3 separate regions of the Homo sapiens genome follow, and all the other regions are linked to region 3. A link is an interaction called in ENCODE POLR2A ChIA-PET data of the cell type or tissue named here. Cell type or tissue: MCF 10A. All regions are shown on one strand. Region 1 holds the start of LOC105378231 (a long non-coding RNA gene). Region 2 has its middle 37 kb from the start of FAT2. Region 3 overlaps FAT2 (FAT atypical cadherin 2).

Region 1 (2,500 bases), 65 kb before region 3:
AGCTCAAACCAAGGGCTGCATTAGGAGGTGCTGATGGCAGGAGAGAGGTGTGCAAACCAGAGGAGAAGTTGGCAGAATCGCTTAAAAGTTCTAGGTCCTTCAGAACCATGTGAGAATTTCTATTGCGACATTGCAGAGTTGTCAGTGTGCATACTGCTGGAGAAGACTTGATGGGGTGTGCGTGTGTGTGCATGTGTGGGTGGGTGTGCACAGGAGGTAGCAGAGTGCAGTGGTGAAGCTCAGGAATTATATTTTTATTTTTAGAGACAGAGTCTTACTCTGTTGCCCAGGCTGGAACGCAGTGGCTTTTCACAGGTAGTCAAAGCTCACTATAGTCTTGAACTCCTGGGGTCAAGGGATCCTCTCTCCTTAGCATTCTGAGTAGCTGGGACTACAGGTGCGCACCATCATGCCTGGCTCATCAGTAGTTTAGAACATGAAAAATCTGGCTTCTGTATTTCAGTTCTGCCACTTACTAGCTGAGCAATCTTGGGTAAGGTTCTTCGTCTCACCTAAGACTCAGACTCCTCATCTGTAAAATGGGGCCAATTGAAAACACTATGTCATGGGACCGTTGTGAAAATTAAATGAGATCAGGCATGTAAAGTGTCTAGCATGGTGTCTAGAACACAGTAAAGACCTCATTAATGGTAGCTATCATTATGATTATTTTGATTAAGGAGAAAAATCTCATAAAAGATTTTTGAGGGTGTGATTTGCTTTGTGTGCTCCTGGAAGGCAGAGCCAAGGTCAAAGGGTGGAAGTCATAGTTCAACATAAAGAAAAAGCTTTCTCTAGAGCTATGTGAAGACAGAACAGGCTGCCTGGGGGAGTGGTGAGCATCCAACCCTGGAGGTTCTCAGTACAGGTGGAGGGCCACTTAGAGGGGAAGCCACGGAGAGAACAGACATTAAATTGGAGATTGGAGTGATTACCTTTGCAGTTTCCTTCTGGCTCTGAGAATCTGTGGTTTTCTTCCCTCGGTAGGAGACTTCCGCATATAAGTTGGGCAGCTGTGATTTCAGTCACTCTCCAGGCTCTATCAAGTCCATATGCATTTGGGTTCTGACATGCCCTGCCTGGGATATCTTCCAGGTTTTAAGCTTCCAGCCCCAGAGCATGACTCTGTCCCTAACTTGTTCTACCGGAGCTTAGAGAGCAGAGGAGGCATTGGTTCAGTAACCACCTCAGGCTCAGTAACCACCTCAGGAATCCCATCTCAGACAAAGGCTTGGGAAAACAGCCTCTCCAGGTCCTGGCATCCTGTTAGATTGCTGCAAACAACAGCAGTTAGCATTTCTTGACCACTTTCTAAATGTGCGGCACTGTGCGAAGCTCTGGTACCAGCTAGAATTCAGTTCAACTGCATGGCAGAAGAGCCAAATCACCTTAACTTACACAGAAGGTTTGCTTTTCTTGTGTATAAGAGAAGTTTGGATGTAAGTAGTTGTGATTTGCTGTGATGATTTCATGCAATTATCAGAGACCCAACTCCTTTTATGCAGTTCTCTTTAGAGCAGCAGTTCCCCAAAGGGTCTCTGGTCAGGTAAGCTTGAGACACATTACATACTATAACCCCCTTTTAGAGATTCACAAATTGGCGCCGATGTGCTCTGGACCCTACTTTGTTGCCCTGGAGTGATTTACTGAGATAGATATCTATATCTATATCTATATAGATATAGATATAGATATAGATATAGATATATCTATATATATCTATATAGATATATATATAGATATAGATATATCTATATATATCTATATAGATATATATATTTGCTTTTTCACCCAGTTTAACTTGCTAGAAAAAAATTTAAGTACAAAGAAGAAAAAAAGAATGAAAATATATTGTCTTTATCTTTTCACCCAACATAACTTTCATTAGGATTTTGGTGTGTTCTTCCAGACTAGATACACAAAAACTATGAACATAAATATTTACAAAAATGAGATAATTCTCACATGCTCTTCTACAGCCTGTTTATTGCACTTGGAAAGATATCATTGACAGGTTTCCATGTTAAGAAATATAGTCACAGCATCAAATTAATTTATTTGATTATTCAACAGTATTTATTTGGTGTCTACCAAGTGGCAGGCAGGAACTACTTCAGACAGGTGGAAAAAACTAGAAGCTGTCCTGTCTCTTCCTCTGGAGCTCACAGCCTTTCTCCACTGCACCATGTTCCACCTTGGGATTGTTGACTACACACATGTATAGCTTTAATTGTTTACTGAGATATATATAGAGTGAAGGGAAGACGTTTTTCGAGCGCGGCTGGTTAAATGTTCGCATGTATATGCCTCCACGCAACCACCTCTCAGATACAGCATATTTCTAGCACTCCAGAAAGTACCTTCTTGCCCCTTCCCAGACATGGATCCCTCACAGTTGAAACATATCTGGGGGTGTGTGGATTTTTCATGGGAGTGGGTTTTGTCTCTGGAACTAGATAGAATGTAAGCTCCTTGACCTAGTCAGTGTCCTGCACCCCTC
Region 2 (2,500 bases), 55 kb before region 3:
CTATAAAAAGCTTTCCTACTCTTTTTCTGTAAAAAGTTGTTGCATTACATGAACACCCCATAGTTTATTTAACCAGCCTAGGGCTGGTTTAGGCTGTTTCCAATCTTTTCTTTTTTAATTTTTATTGAGATAGGGTCTGGCTATGTTGCTTAGGTTGGTCTTGAACTCCTGGGCTCAAGTGATCCTCCTGCCTTGGCCTCCCAAAGTGCTGGGATTATAGGCATGAACCACTGTGCCGGGCCCCAGTCTTTTCTAATTACAAAGAGTATGGTAGTGAATGTGCTGTTCTTTTGTATTCCTTTCAGCCTCTCTCAGCCCATGATCACTCACCCACCCCTGTGAAAGGGAGACAGGGCCCACAGACACAGGCAGCAGTGACTAGTGGGCAGAAGTGTGGGTCCTGGGGCAGTCCTGGGCTGCCACTTGCTGCTATGCAACTTGGGGGAGATTCTTATGCTCTCTAAGGCAATAGCACCTGGGAATTTGCATTTCTAACACATTTCCAAGTGATGCTCATGTTGCTAGTCCAAGAAGGCACTTTGATAACCACTGCTCTAAGCCACCCAAAGGGGTAATTTGATGATTCCCATCTCATAGGCTTATTGTCAGAGTTAAGGTGTATAGCCCCTTAGCACTGTGCTAGTATCAGACTAAGAACTTAATCATACATGTCAGTGCATATTACTATATCCACCCCTCACCACAAAGAGAAAAGTGAACCAATGCAGAGATGATCAACAGCGATGCTCAGAGCCTTAATCTGTTCTCCAGAGGTTCTGGGTGTGGTGGAGCTCCTCCCCGCAAATCTCCTTTAAGCCCCAAGTCTTGGAATGGCTGGGGAACTCTGCTGAGCTGTCTGCAATCAGAAATCTTCATTTTTCTGGCAATTGGAATGTAGAAAAATTCAGAGTAGAAGCCCAACCAGAGTTCCAGCAATGACCACAGGGATGGATGTTTCTGTGAGCACCGTCCTGTGCCAGCTTGTTCCCGGGGGAAGCGCATTGCACAAGAGGACAGAGACAGCAGGCTGGTCCCACCCCAGCTCTCACCCTTGCAGCCTTCAAAGGGTCCCTTCCATTTTCAGAGCCTTTGTAATTTGCTCTCATTAACCTTGCTTTGTTCTGGGTTTGGGGGGCTGGTGGAGAACCCCTAGTCAGCCACAGCAGGCCTGGTCATGCCCCACAGCCCTCTCCTTCCTGCCCTGGGAGGGGAATCCTGGAATGAAGCCTGCTGCTTTGCTCCCTTCCCACGCCATCCTCTCTGCAGGGAGCCAGGGACCAGGGGAGCCTGCCATGGGGGAAGCGTGTGAGTCTGTTAGTCAGAAGAGGGGCACTTGTTGCAGTGCCAAAATCCCTGGACTGGGAGCAAGACTGGGCTGGGCTCTAACTTGTTGGGTGACCTTGGGCAAGGCCTTTTCTCCCTCTGAGCCTTAGTATTTCTTTTTATAAAATATGGTGTGCTCCAGCTCTGTGCCTGGTGCCCCAGTCAGTGTCTGGTGCCACAATTAAGAAATCAGCAGCATTTTATCTTGCTCACCTGTGCCCAGCCCCAGAAACGCTGAACTTCTAGCACCTGCACTCAGGCCTACTCTTCTGCCTGGCACCTCAACCTGCCACCATCTCATCCCAGCCTCCTTCCACCTTCTCCAGCTTGTATTCCATGCCCCAGGCCTTCCAAGGATGACCCACCTCCATGATGCACTGTGTTACTCACTGGCTGTGGGACTTCTGGAGTCATTCAAGCACTGTGTAAAATGGAAATAACATCACAGCAGATAAGGAGCGTTCAGTGAGACGATACATGCAGAATGCTTAGCGCCATGCCAGGCCCACGGTAAGCTGTCAGTAACCGTGAGCCCTTCTTGTCCTTATCATTGTTGTTATTGTTTCTAAAACTAAGCAGAACCAGCACTCTTGGTAGACAAACACCTTAACTCTTGGTTGATTTTCTGTTTTAACATTTTACCGTACTCTCCTCCTTTCTGCACTATCTCAAACACCTAATTATCTACAGAAAACATTCAGCTGTCTGTTGCTTGCTTTCTTTTCATCAATGAAAACACATGGTTTTATTTCTTCCTTCTTTCCTAAAACAGACATCTAAATATTGATAGAGTTTCTGCCACATCCCTGACATGACAGCCATTGAAACCAAAAAGACTGAGAGGGTCCCAGGACTAAGGAGGGGAAGTCAGTGAGTAATCACATAAGTTAGTATGTAATTACAATTTAGAAGTGTGTTCTAGATGGCATGACAGAGGGAGGAGAGAGCTTGGATGTCTTAAGCTACAGCGTTCTGTAGACCTCGTTTGGCCCCTGAGACTGCACATGAGGTATGTTCCACAACAGGACAAAATCGATGCTCCAGGACCTCCATCCCTAGTGTGCTCGGATGAGTTTGGATGCAGAGGGTAGTGTGGGGTGGGGAGGTGCGGGAGGGCCATTCTCAGCTACAGCAGCTACACACAGGACCCGCTGAGTGACTTTGATGAGTCACATGG
Region 3 (2,500 bases):
CTTGACCAAGAACAGACAGAGAATGAGTGACTTTAGGTCTCAGCCTCCCAGAACCCAGGTCAGGGATCAGCTTATTACACTGACTCTCAAACAAGCATTGGCAGGTGTATAACCCTGATCCACAGAGAGGAAATCCCTTCGCTGCCATTGGGGGGCTCGTTTAGGGTCTGATAGAGACCATAGGCATGCACAGGCCAAAGAACCATGCCCGTATGAGTTGGAAGGGACTTCAGAATGCTTCTTATCTCCCCCAAGGACAAATATCCTCCTACAGTAGAATATGCTCCTCAGGTGGCCACCCAGATTCTGCTTGGATTCCCCCAGTGATGAGGAGCCCTCCACGTTCAAACTTTTATCAATGAGTTGGACAAAGACATGAATGTTACAACTATCAGGTTTCTGAATGTCGGAATCAAGATCCTGAGAAGCTGGAGTAGAGAGCTGAAACACAGGGTGAACTGAATCACAGCCTCTATAAAGCCCTACAGCACTAAGTTGCAGAAAATTAGCCTGCACAAGCATAGATCAGGGATGACGGAATAATTTGTCTGAAAGTCTTTTTTGTTTTGTTTTATTTTGAGATGGAGTCCTGCTCTGTTGCCAGGCTGGAGTGCAGTGGCGCGATCTCGGCTCACTGCAACCTCCAACTCCCTGGTTCAAGCGATTCTCCTGCCTCAGCCTCCCGAGTAGCTAGGATTATAGGCACATGCCACTGCGCCCAGCTAATTTTTGTATTTTTAGTAGAGACGGAGTTTCACCATGTTGGCCAGGATGGTCTTCATCTCCCGACCTTGTGATCTGCCCCGCTTGGCCTCCCAAAGTCCTGAGATCACAGGCATGAGCCACTGCGCCTGGCCTGAAAGTTTTTATTATCCACAAACTCAACAGTTAATAGTATAAGCCAGGTACTAAACAGTTGTATTACTAGGTAATATTTGTTGAAAACTATATCACGTATTGTGCTCGGCACTTATGTGCATTAACTAACTTTCATTCTTGAAACGACCTGCAGAAGTAGGGAAACTAAGGATCAGAGAAGGCAAGCCATTTGCCCAAGGTCACACAGCCAGAGCCTGTGTGTTGTTAGCCACCTTCTCCTGCCTTCCACATCTTTGAAATGGGGCTGGGAGTTACATGGAGGCAGAGTTGGTTCATACATATATCCTAAAAGGGTCCATTCATGGCCAGGTAGACACAGAACTAATGTACCCACACAATTATTCAAAAAATTGACTACTGAGTATGCATGTGTGCCCTCTTGTAAATGTGCACATTCACTCAGATGCAGGTCTCTTTCTGGGCCTGAGGAGCCAAGGAGCATGAGGCCCCACCCCAGACAAGTGCCTGCTCGCAGCTTCCCGGAACAGTCTGTGGCTAGGCCAGCAAGCTTAGACTCGACCAGAGACCAGTGGCTTCCTGCTGTGTTGGGGCACAGGCTGGACCTTCTCCAGAGGCTTCAGCGGACCCCACCCTCAACCCAGCCCAGGCTTTGATTCTGCCTTGGCATTAAAATCTAATAACGAATATGTCTTGAGTTTTGTCTACATACCAGGCACTGTGCTGAGTACATTAACGTGCACGATCTTATGTAGTCTCCATAAAACCCTATGAATATGAATGCAGTACTCTTAAGAGCCCTCTCTCACAGATGAAAAAGCTGAGGTTCAGGAATATTGAGTAACTTTCTAAGGTTGAACAGGTAGCAAGTGGTAGAGCTGTGATTTGAAATCAAACAGTCAGATTCATAAGTGACCACAGCTCTTTCCAGAAGCACAGTCAGGAGGAAAGAACCTGGCTCTAATTCTCACCCTGTGACTTTGGGCAAGTCTCTTTCTTTCTTTGGGACTTTATTTTCCAGCTTCCAAAAGGAAGGAATGATCATGAAAGGCTCTTTCAGCGTTCATTCTGTCATTGTGTTTCCTAAGTCTAGATTCTTCCATTTCTCAACTAGTATTGATTGAGCCTGGTTCTATACCAGGCACTGTTCTAGGCACTAGGGAATTCATCTGTGAATAAGATACACAGAGCTCCTCTCTTCATGGAGTCCAAGAAGACAGTCATTAAACAAATAAACAAGAAAATATTGGGTAGTGATATATGTCATGAAGAAAATAGGGCAAAGTGATAAAGAGGGGAATTGACAGGAAGTCTACTCCAAACAGGAGCTCAGGAGGTGACATTTAAGCTGAAAACTGAATGACAAGAAGGAATTATTCATGTGAGAATCTTAAGGGAAGCAGTAAGTGCAAAGGCCCCGAGGCAGGTCTGGGTTTTGTGTGGCTGCAGCTTGTGAACTGGAGAAGTAGCATGGGCCCAGGAGGTGCAGAGCCTTCTAGGCCAGGGCAAGGAGTTTCTATTTTAATCTAAGTGCTATGGGAAGCCACTGGAAAGTGTTAAGCAGGGAAGTCATATGAATTGATGTACGTTTACACAAGATGTTTTAAAATAGTGGTCCCTGGGTGTTGTGAACTAGGAAGGTAGTACAAGGAGCCTAACATGC

What was found. Peaks named below come from ENCODE experiments on the same cell type or tissue, not always from the same donor. Only the 100,000 strongest peaks of a DNase experiment are listed, where the experiment ranks them.
Region 1: POLR2A ChIA-PET joins it to region 3 with 91 read pairs; 6 of 35 experiments call an interaction of 5 or more read pairs at or near these places.
Region 2: POLR2A ChIA-PET joins it to region 3 with 15 read pairs; 7 of 35 experiments call an interaction of 5 or more read pairs at or near these places.

The regions. Positions count from the first base shown.
Region 1 is chr5:151,636,512-151,639,011 of GRCh38, reverse strand. It overlaps LOC105378231 (a long non-coding RNA gene), which reads right to left and starts at 1,072. Exons shown (of 2, transcript XR_944417.3): 1 at 936-1,072. In MCF 10A, no CTCF peak of the experiment used is centred here; a DNase peak (open chromatin) is centred at 1,071.
Region 2 is chr5:151,627,065-151,629,564 of GRCh38, reverse strand. No RefSeq gene overlaps it. Among named protein-coding and RNA genes, the nearest start is that of FAT2, 37 kb to the right of the region's middle. In MCF 10A, no CTCF peak of the experiment used is centred here; DNase peaks (open chromatin) are centred at 1,284 and 1,674.
Region 3 is chr5:151,571,731-151,574,230 of GRCh38, reverse strand. All of the region lies in intron 1 of FAT2 (FAT atypical cadherin 2), which reads left to right. Among named protein-coding and RNA genes, the nearest start is that of FAT2, 18 kb to the left of the region's middle. RefSeq lists an enhancer at 2,350-2,500. In MCF 10A, no CTCF peak of the experiment used is centred here; a DNase peak (open chromatin) is centred at 1,370.